2 separate regions of the Homo sapiens genome follow, and region 2 is linked to region 1. Evidence: read pairs that join two places in POLR2A ChIA-PET (ENCODE). Cell type or tissue: OCI-LY7. All regions are shown on one strand.

What was found. Peaks named below come from ENCODE experiments on the same cell type or tissue, not always from the same donor. Only the 100,000 strongest peaks of a DNase experiment are listed, where the experiment ranks them.
Region 2: POLR2A ChIA-PET joins it to region 1 with 5 read pairs; 3 of 35 experiments call an interaction of 5 or more read pairs at or near these places.

What each region holds. Positions count from the first base shown.
Region 1 is chr5:177,123,981-177,128,980 of GRCh38, forward strand. No RefSeq gene overlaps it. Among named protein-coding and RNA genes, the nearest start is that of NSD1, 7.3 kb to the right of the region's middle. In OCI-LY7, no CTCF peak of the experiment used is centred here; DNase peaks (open chromatin) are centred at 21 and 621; H3K4me3 peaks cover 1,322 bases; H3K27ac peaks cover 2,259 bases.
Region 2 is chr5:177,042,861-177,047,860 of GRCh38, forward strand. It overlaps ZNF346 (zinc finger protein 346), which reads left to right. Exons shown (of 7, transcript NM_012279.4): 4 at 1,529-1,673. Among named protein-coding and RNA genes, the nearest start is that of ZNF346, 23 kb to the left of the region's middle. In OCI-LY7, no CTCF peak of the experiment used is centred here; no DNase peak of the experiment used is centred here.

The sequences.
Region 1 (5,000 bases):
GAAACCCCGCCTCTGCTAAAAATACAAAAATTAGCCGGGCGTGATGAGCACCTGTAATCCCAGCTGCTCAGGAGGCTGAGGCAGGAGAAGTTGCAGTGAGCCGAGATCATGATACTGCACTCCAGCCTGAGCGACAGAGCGAGACTCTGAAACAAAACAAAACAGAACAATAAAGACAAATTACCCAATTTTTAAAAAATGGGCAAAGGATCTAAATAGATATTTCTCCAAAGAAGATTATAAATGGCCAATAAGTACAAAATACAAAAATTAGCCGGGAGTGGTGGCGTGTGCCTGTAGTCCCAGCTACTCAGGAAGCTGAGGTGGGAGGATCATCTGAGCCTGGGAGACGGAAGTTGCAGTGAGCCAAGATCGCGCCACTGCACGTCAGCTTGGGTGACAGAGTGAGACCCTGTCTCAAAAAAACACCAAAAACCAAAACCACTGGATTGTACTCTTTGTGAATTTTATGGTATGATAATTATATCTCAACAAAAAGAAAATAAAGAAATAAATAGGAAAGACATCAGGTAATTTCAGAGAGTGGTAATAGCTCTAAGGCAATTCAACAGGAAGATGTGCTAGAGTGACTTGGGACCTGATAGGAGCTCCTAGAGCCAGGGGAGGGGCCAAAGAATACCTGTTTGAGGAGGGACTCCAGCTGATTGACAGGAGGAGTCATGGGGTGGCAGAGGGAACAGCAAACCCAGGCCCTGTGATAGAGAGGCCAACTATATCTCTGGAAAAAGCCCTGTCCCGCTATCCCCCACTCACAGCTGCTCTCTTTGTTCTACAAAGCCCTGTTTTCCAATCTCGGTTTTTGCTTAAAGTTTTTGCCTGAGAGATATGAAGATTTTCCAGATTGTTCTGAGTATGGCTGGAGTTAGAAGAACAAGTTCCCAGACTGCACCTTCCATTTGTCCTCGGTGGGCCTGAGAAATCACATCTCTTCGGTCTTCTTTCTCCCAGTTTCTCACTAAGGAGGGAAAAGCCATATCTCACCCAAGTGAATCTCCTTCGGAGTCAGCGGGGGTGGGGGGCGGGGTGCCTCAGAGACTGGGTGCTGGGGAGCCTGCAGAGTTTCCCAGGCCTTACCCAACAAACTCGGGCTACGCTCTGATCTTGTCTGTCTGTTCTAGAATTAGAATCCAGCAGGGGATGGCTGTCACAGGGATGCATACTAACACTGGAACACTGGTTTACTTCTTTCTTTTTTTTTTTTTCCGAGACGGAGTTTCGCTCCTGTTACCCAGGCTGGAGTGCAATATGTGATCTCAGCTCACTGCAACCTCTGCCTCCTGGGTTCAAGCAATTCTTCTGCCTTACCCTTCCAAGTAGCTGGGATTACAGGTGCCTGCCACCATGCTGGGCTAATTTTTTGTATTTTTAGTAGAGATAGGGTTTCACCATGTTGGCCAGGCTGGTCTTGAACTCCTGACCTCAGGTAATCCACCCACCTCAGCCTCTCAAAGTGCTGGGATTACAGACGTGAGCCACCACATCCAGCCTAACACTGGTTTTCATGAGAAACAAAGTCAGATCTTTTCTGACTGAAAGTCAATCTGAGTTGGCTGAAGGCCTTTTTTTTTTTTTTTTTTTTTTTGACGCAAAGTCTCGCTCTGTTGCCCAGGCTGGAGTGCAGTGGTGTGATCCTGGCTCACTGCAACCTCAGACTCCCGGGTTCAAGCAATTTTCATGCCTTAGCGTCCCAAGTAGCTGGGATTACAGGTGTGCACCACTATGGCTGGCTAATTTTTGTATTTTTAGTGGAGATGGGGTTTCACCATGTTGGTCAGGCTGGTCTCAAACTCCTGACCTTTCGTGATCCACCCACCTAGGCCTCCTAAAGTGCTGGGATTACAGGTGTGAGCCACTGCACCCAGCCTGGCTGAGGGATTTGATGATGGGTTCTGCCTTTGCCATTTCAGACACATTTTCTATAAATCAAGCTAGCTGAATCTACAGCTCTGGAGGGTTTTTTTTTTTTTTTTTTGAGACAGAATCTCGCTCTGTCACCCAGGCTGGAGTGCACTGATGTGGTCTTGGGTCACTGCAACCTCTGCCTCCCGGCTTCAAGAGATTCTCCTACCTAAGCCTGCCAAGTAGCTGGGATTACAGGCGTGCACCACCACGCTCAGCTAATTTTTGTAGTTTTAGTAGAGAGGGGATTTCGCCATATTGGCCAGGCTGGTTTCAAACTCCTGACCTCAAGTGATCTGCCCACCTCGGCCTCCCAAAGTGCTGGGATTACAGGCGTGAGCCACCAGACCTGGCCTCTGGGTTTTTTTTTTTTTTTTTGAGACAGAGCCTTACTATGTCACCCAGGCTGGAGTGCAGTGGCGCGATCTCAGCTCACTGCAACCTCCGCCTCCCGGGTTCAAGCGATTCTTCTGTCTCAGCCTCCCGAGTAGCTGGGACTACAGGTGCCCGCCACCACGCCCAGCTAATTTTTGTATTTTTAGTAGAGACAGGGTTTCACCGTGTTAGCCGGGATGGTCTTGATCTCCTGACCTTGTGATCTGCCCGCTTTGGCCTCCCAAAGTGCTGGGATTACAGGCGTGAGCCACCGTGTCCGGCCAACGCCCAGCTAATTTTTTGTAGAGATGAGGTTTCGTTGCCCAGTCTGGTCTTCAACTCCTGCCCTCCAGTGATCCACCCACCTCGGCATCCCAAAGTGCTGGGATTATAGGCTTCAGCCACCACGCCCAGCCCTTTTAGTATTTATTGAGCAACTACTGGGTACAAACTCTTTGTCATTCCTCCACTAGCAAGAGCAGTGATTTCATGAGCTGCTTTTCAGCCTTTGTTTTCATCTGTAAAATAGGATATCTTCTCTTTGAGGGGCAACAAGGGGTAGGTGTGGGTGGGTGAGCTATAAACCCTAATCCTCACCCAGGAGGAGGTGCAGCCACCTTTCTGGCCACTGGCTGGAGACCTCCCCCTTTCCCCATACTCCTCCTTCCACTCCCTGATCCAAGCACTGCCAGAACCCAGCATTCTCTCACTTTCTCTTCCTCCGTTTTGAATCAGTAGGTTCAGAAGTGCTTGGCTTGATATGAAGCTGGGGGTGCATCCAACAAAATCAGATGCCTAGAGAAGGAGCAGGATTGGGGTGGGAGAGAGAAGACAGATAATTGGGTTGAGGAACCTGGGGGCATCCTGAAGGAGGTGCCCAGTGGGCAGTTGCTTTGTGCTGGGCCCAGGGCCAGGTTATACGTACTTTGAATATTTTATCTTCATAGCTATCCCATTTGGTGAGGCTCAAAGAGCGAAAATGACATTCCTGGTAAATGGCCCTGCTGCAGTTTGAATTTGTATCCATCTGACTCCAGGTCACGTAAGCTCTTTTTGTTTTTGAGACGGAGTCTCGCCCTGTAGCCCAGGCTGGAGTGCAATGGCGGGATCTCAGCTTACTGCAACTTCCACCTGCCAGGTTCAAGCGATTCTCCTGCCTCAGCCTCCCTTGTAGCTGGGATTACAGGCACGTGCCACCACGCCCAGCTAATCCTTTGTATCTTTAGTAGAGACGGGGTTTCACCATGTTGGCCAGGCTGTTCTCGAACCCCTGACCTTGTGATCCGCCCTCCTCGGCCTCCCAAAGTGCTGGGATTACAGGCATGAGCCACTGAGCCTGGTCATAAGGTCTCTTATACTTTTATTTATTTATTTATTGGAGCCAGAGTCTCACTCTGTCACCCAGGCTGAAGTGCAATGGCATGAACATGGCTCACTGCAGCCTCCACATCCTGGGCTCAAGCGATCCTCCCACCTCAGCCTGCCAAGTAGCTGGGACTATGGGTGCGAATCATACACCACCATGCCAGGATAATTTGTTTGTTTGTTTGTTTGTTTTTTTAAATGGAGTTTCGCCTTGTGGACCAGGGTGGAGTGAAATGGCGCGATCTCAGCTCACTGCAACCTCAGCCTCTTGGGTTCAAGCGATTCTCCTGCCTCAGCCCCCCGAATAGCTGGGATTACAGGTGTGTGCCACCACATCCGGCTAATTTTGTATTTTTAGTAGAGACGGGGTTTCACCACATTGGTCAGGCTGGTCTCAAACTCCTGACCTCATGTGACCCACCTGCCTTGGCCTCCCAAAGTGCTGGGATTACAGATGTGAGCCACAGCGCCTGGCCTACTTTTTGTATTTTTTGTAGAGACAAGGTTTAGCCATATTGCCCAGGCTGGTCTTGAACTCCTGGGCTCAAGCGATCCGTCTGCCTCAGCCTTCCAAAGTGCTGGGACTAAAGGCGTGCACCACTGTACCTGGCCTCTTATGCTTTGTAAAGCATTGTCTGGCACCAAAGGCTGTTTGTTCCTCAAACATCTTGAATCCTTTTTGGGAGGATCTGAGTTTTGTACAACTCATTTGGTCCGTTATTGAAACCACAATTCTGTCTGATGGAGACACAGGCTTGGAGAGGAGAGGAGGGGATAGATCAGGCATCATGAAATGTTTCTGGAGCACTCACTCTGAGCTTCACGGTCTGGGCTTGTTCACTGGAGGTCAGAGAGTATATGTCCTTAGTCTTGTTGGAAGTGACTGTCCAACTGGATGAGACCAGATTTAGAAGCCATTAGTTACTACCAGGACTCAGGGAAAATGGCTGCCTGTAGGGGTGGGAAGACTACCAGGAGGAGGAGTCTTCTAAACAGGATGAATGGAGTCTGCCCAGGGGAAAAGGCAGAGTGACTGGCATGAGCATAGGCTGGACAGGATGTGGCTTGTCCTGGCACTGGGCAGTTGGGGGAAGTGAGAGCAGGAGGGCAGGGATTAGTGGCCACCATACCAAGCTTCAGAAGGAGGTTTAAGAAGAAGAAAACTTAAAGGTGGATGCTTGAGTCCTTCGGGCTGGGGCTGGGCGTACAGGCTCAGGTTAGCGACAGGACCTGGTATTTGGGGCAGGAAGGAGACTGCTGGAGGGCTGCCTGGTCTCAGATGTGGTCAGGCCTTCCTTGATCTTAAGTTGAAAACTGATTCAATTTTGGGGAAATCCGTG
Region 2 (5,000 bases), 81 kb before region 1:
GCTAGGACTACAGGCACACACCACCACGCCTGGCTAACTGGAGTGCAGTGGCACGATCTCAGCTCACTGCAACCTCCACCTCCTGGGTTCAGGCGATTCCCCTGCCTCAGCCTCTGAAGTAGCTGGGACTACAGGCACGCGCCACCACACCCAGCTAATTTTTGTATTTTTAGTAGAGATAGGGTTTCACCAGGTTGGCCAGGCTGGTCTCAAACCTCTGATCTCAAGTGATCTGCCTGCCTCAGCCTCCCAAAGTGCTGGGATTACAAGTGTGAGCCACTGCGCCCAGCCGCCTGGCTGATTTTTTAAAAAATTTTTCGTAGAGACAGGGTCTCGCTTTGTTGCCCAGGCTGGTCTCAAATTCCTGGTCTCAAGTGATCCTCCCACCTCAGGCTCCCAAAGTACCAGGATTACAGGTATGAGCCACCACACCTGGCCCTTTTCTCACAATTTATAATTCAGAAAGGCAAGATAAACTCTATGACCCTGGGCAAGTTATTTTACATATTTGCACCCTATTCAGAGATCAGGCTTTCTGAGAGAGATGCTGGGATCCCTTTATGTAGTCTTGAAATACATGGTTTCCTAGCCTAATCATAATCAACAAGTAGAACGCAATGGGAGGCTGGGTGCGGTGGCTCATACCTGTAATCCTAGCAATTTAGGTGGCTGAGGCAGGCGGATTGCTTGAGCTTGGGAATTCGAGACCACCCTAGGCAATATGGTGAAACCCCGTCTCTATAAAAAATACAAAAATTAGCCGGGTGTGGTGGCATATTCCTGTAGTCTGGCTACTTGCAGGGGTGGGTGGGAGAATTGCTTGAGCCCTGGAGGTGGAGGTTGCAGTGAGCCGAGATCGTGCCACTGCACTCCAGCCTGGGCAACAGAGTGAGACCCTGTCTTAAAAAAAAAAAACCTAATGGTCCACTTGTTCAGCAAACTCTGAGCATCTACTGTGTGCCAGACTCCAGCTGGGTGTGAAGGATAAGAAACAAAAATGAGTCAAATAGTCCGTGTTCCAATGTCACACTTGAGTTCACAGAAAAGTCTCCTAAGCTATGACACTGTCAGTTTAGGGTGGCAAGTGGTATGACAGAGGTCTATTTAATGTACTCTGGGAGCACAGAAGAGGAGCAGGGTTAATTCTTCCTGGAATACACAAAGGGACTTGACAGTTGTTTACTGAATGATGTTTTTTTTTTTTTGAGAGAAAGTCCCCCAGAGGAAAAGCTTATATTTAAATTGGGTCTTGAAGGCTAAGCAGACACGCTGCCAAGCAGGAAAGGAAGGAAGCACATTTTAGACAGCAGGAATGGCCAAAGCAAAGCAAGGAAGCATCAGAGAATAAAGTGGGGGATGGTGAGTAGAGTCTGGGACAAAGTAGCTGGAGAAGAATCTAGAAAGTAGGTTGGGGTTAATGTGTGAGGGGGGCCATAAATGCCTGTTCTGTTATGGGCAGTGGGGAACCATTGAAGATTTTCTGGTGGGGCAGTGGTATGATCAGACCTGTGTTCTTTCTTCCAACCAGAAGAGCAGCAGAAGCAAAGACAAGAACCAGTGCTGCCCCATCTGTAACATGACCTTTTCCTCCCCTGTCGTGGCCCAGTCGCACTACCTGGGGAAGACCCACGCAAAGAACTTAAAGCTGAAGCAGCAGTCCACTAAGGTGGAAGGTACTGGTTTTCCTGAGTAGTGCTATAGTGGGACCCCTGCCGTCCTCAGGGCACTACTGCCAGGGGCTCACAGAGATCCTCACTGAGGCCACAGACTTGAAGAAGTTGAATTGCTTTTGAGAACCCTTAAAAATCTCCAAGTAGACCCAGCTTCACTGAAATGCAATCTCAGAATTATGCTCACCTAACCTCCCTTTCTTTGGTTATAGGTTTTTCTCTATAGGCTGAGCTTTTGTCCTGACTAATAATTATAACTCAGGAGTGCCAAAGTCCTCCAGGCCACGCATACCATGAGAGCATTCTATCTCCTACCTCTCCCACTAGATTTTTCCATCCCAGCATCCACCTGCCCTTATTACTGCATGTTCCAAGTTGAAAGCTAAATCCTTGTCTTTTTCACATGCTCAGGTTATGGCCTACTCACTTTAATCCTCAAAAGCTGCCTGTTCTCCTCAAGACAGGGACTTGCCTTTCAAAGCTGAATACTTCAGTGCTGCTACTACTGCCCCACAATCTGTAACTGCCATGAATTCATTCCCAGTACAGTGACTTCTGAAATAGCCCCCTTTATCTCGTCACGACTAGGGCTCAGCCCTCACTTTCATCTCATTAACTCCTGACTTTCTGGGGTTTTAACCTCTGCTAATTGCAATTAGTCAAGAGTGAAAGTTCTTTGATGTTTATTTCATTGTTTTCTTGATAATTTTTGCTTCTCTATTTTGGACCAAGAAGTAGACTACACTATTAGTAATACTATTATCCTTTTTGTGTTTACTGACAACTGTGTTTTGGAAGCCTTCAAAGGTAGGGTGAAAAATCACTCATAATTTTTTTTTTTTGAGATGGAGTCTCGCTCTGTTGCCTAGGTTAGAGTGCAGTGGCATGATCTCGGCTCACTGCAAGCTCTACCTCCCAGGTTCATGCCATTCTTCAGCCTCAGCCTCCCAAGTAGCTGGGACTACAGGTGCCCACCACCATGCCCAGCTAATTTTTTTGTATTTTTTAGTAGAAACGGGGTTTCACTGTGTTAGCCAGGATGGTCTCAAACTCCTGACCTCGTGATCCACCTGCCTCGGCCTCCCAAAGTGTTAGGAATACAGGCATAAGCCACCACGCCGGCCAAAACCTTTTTTTTTAAATAGAGATGGCTTCTCACTATATTGCTCAGGCTGGTCTTGAACTCCTGGCCTTAAGTGATACTCCCATCTCAGCTTCCCAGAGTGCTGGGATTACAGGCATGAGCCACCACACCTGGCCACTCATAATTACACCTTTTTATCACACCCACATCTAGTTATTCATGGTATGAAACAGCAGAATGTGGACTTTGAAGTCACAGAGTCCCAGGTTTAAAGCCTGGCACTGTTACTGTTTATATGACTTTTTTGTGTCTGAACTGCCTAACCTATAAAATGATAATAATACTGTCTACTTCATCGGTTGTGAGGATACAATAATGTGTATTAAAAACACAGGACATAGGCCGGGCATGGTGGCTCATGCCTGTTGTAATCCCAGCACTTTGGGAGGCTGAGGTGGGCAGATCACTTGAAGTCAGGAGTTCAAGACCAGCCTGGTCAACACGGTGAAACCCAATCTCTACTAAAAATAACAAAAATTAGCTGGGTGTGGTGGCACGAGCCTGTAGTCCCAGCTTCTTGGGAGACTGAGGCAAGAGAATCGCTTGAACCCGGGAGCTGGAGGTTGCAGTGAGCTGAGATCGCACCATTGTACACCAGCCTGGGGGACAGAGCAAGACCTCGTCTCAAAAAAAAAAAAAAAAAAACCAATTTTATAAGGTCACAGACTTCTCTTCCCACAAATGGGAAAATTCTCTGCATTATGCCTTGTCCCTGAAATTTCATACTCGAGATTATTTTCCATATTCACTTTCAGCTTTTGCCACATACTTTGTTTTTATATAGTTGTGATCATAATGCAGGTACCCTTTATATCCCGCTTTTACTTTTCATTTAATTTTACAGCTTAAGCACATTTCCATGTTATTACACAACTTTATAACTATATTTCTGAAATTAAACACTTTTTAATGTAAAGTAATATAATCATGTTGTAAGAGATAAGGAAAACATGGATAAATGGAAAGAAAAGTTACCCATAATTTTACCATTCACAGATAAACACTGTTAACATTTTGGTTTCTCCTATAATCTGTTTCTCCTATAATCTTATTGTTATATGTATCTTTGTATATCTGTGTGTATATTCGTTTTGTGTATATCTAGGTTAACTCCGTGTATATGTGCATATAAACATAGACTACTTTAAATAACTTTCATGTTTTTATAAAAACAATGCATACTCATTATGAATAATTCCACTTCAAACAATTGCAAAAGATACAAAGAAGAAAGTAAAATATCACCTAAATCCTACACCAAGAGAGAAATACTGTTAATATGTTGGTGATGTTTTAAAATACCAGTATGCACATATGGATTACACGTGTGGGGTTTTTAAAATTTTTTTATTTATTTTTATTTATTTATTTATTTATTTATTTATTTATTTTGAGATGAAGTCTTGCTCTGTCACCCAGGCTGGAGTGCAGTGGCACGATCTCGGCTCACTGCAACCTCCGCCTCCTGGGTTCAAGCGATTCTTCTGCCTCAGCCTCCCAAGTAGCTGGGACTACAGGCGCGTGCCACCGCGCCTGGCCAATTTTTGTGTTTTTATTAGAGACGGGGTTTCACTATGTTGCCCAGGCTGGTCTTGAACTCCTGGCCTCAAACAATGATCTTACCGTATGGTATGTACAATTGCCTTTTTTGTTTGTTTGTTTTTTGTTTTTTTTTTTTTTTGAGATGGAGTCTCCCTCTTTTGCCCAAGCTGGAGTGAAATGGCGCAATCTCAGCTCACTGCAACCTCTGCCCCACCAGGTTCAAGCAATTCTCCTGCTTCCACCTGCTGAATAGCTGGGATTACAGGTGCCCACCACCATACCCGGCTAATGTTGTTTTTTTGTTTTTTTGAGATGGAGTTTTGCTGTCGCCTAGACTGGAGTGCAGTGGTGCAACCTTGACTCACTGCAACCTCCACCCTCTGGGTTCAAGCAATTCTCTTGACTCAGCCTCCTGAGTAGCTGGGACTACCGGCACCTGCCACCACGCCCAGTTAATTTTTGCATTTTTAATAGAGACAGGGTTTCAACATATTGCTCAGGCTGGTCTTGAATTCCTGACCTCAGGTGATCCACCCACCTCAGCCTCCCAAAGTTCTGGGATTACAGACATGAGCCACCGTGCCCTGCCTAATTTTTGTATTACTAGCGATGGGGTTTCGGCATGTTGGCCAGGCAGATCTCTA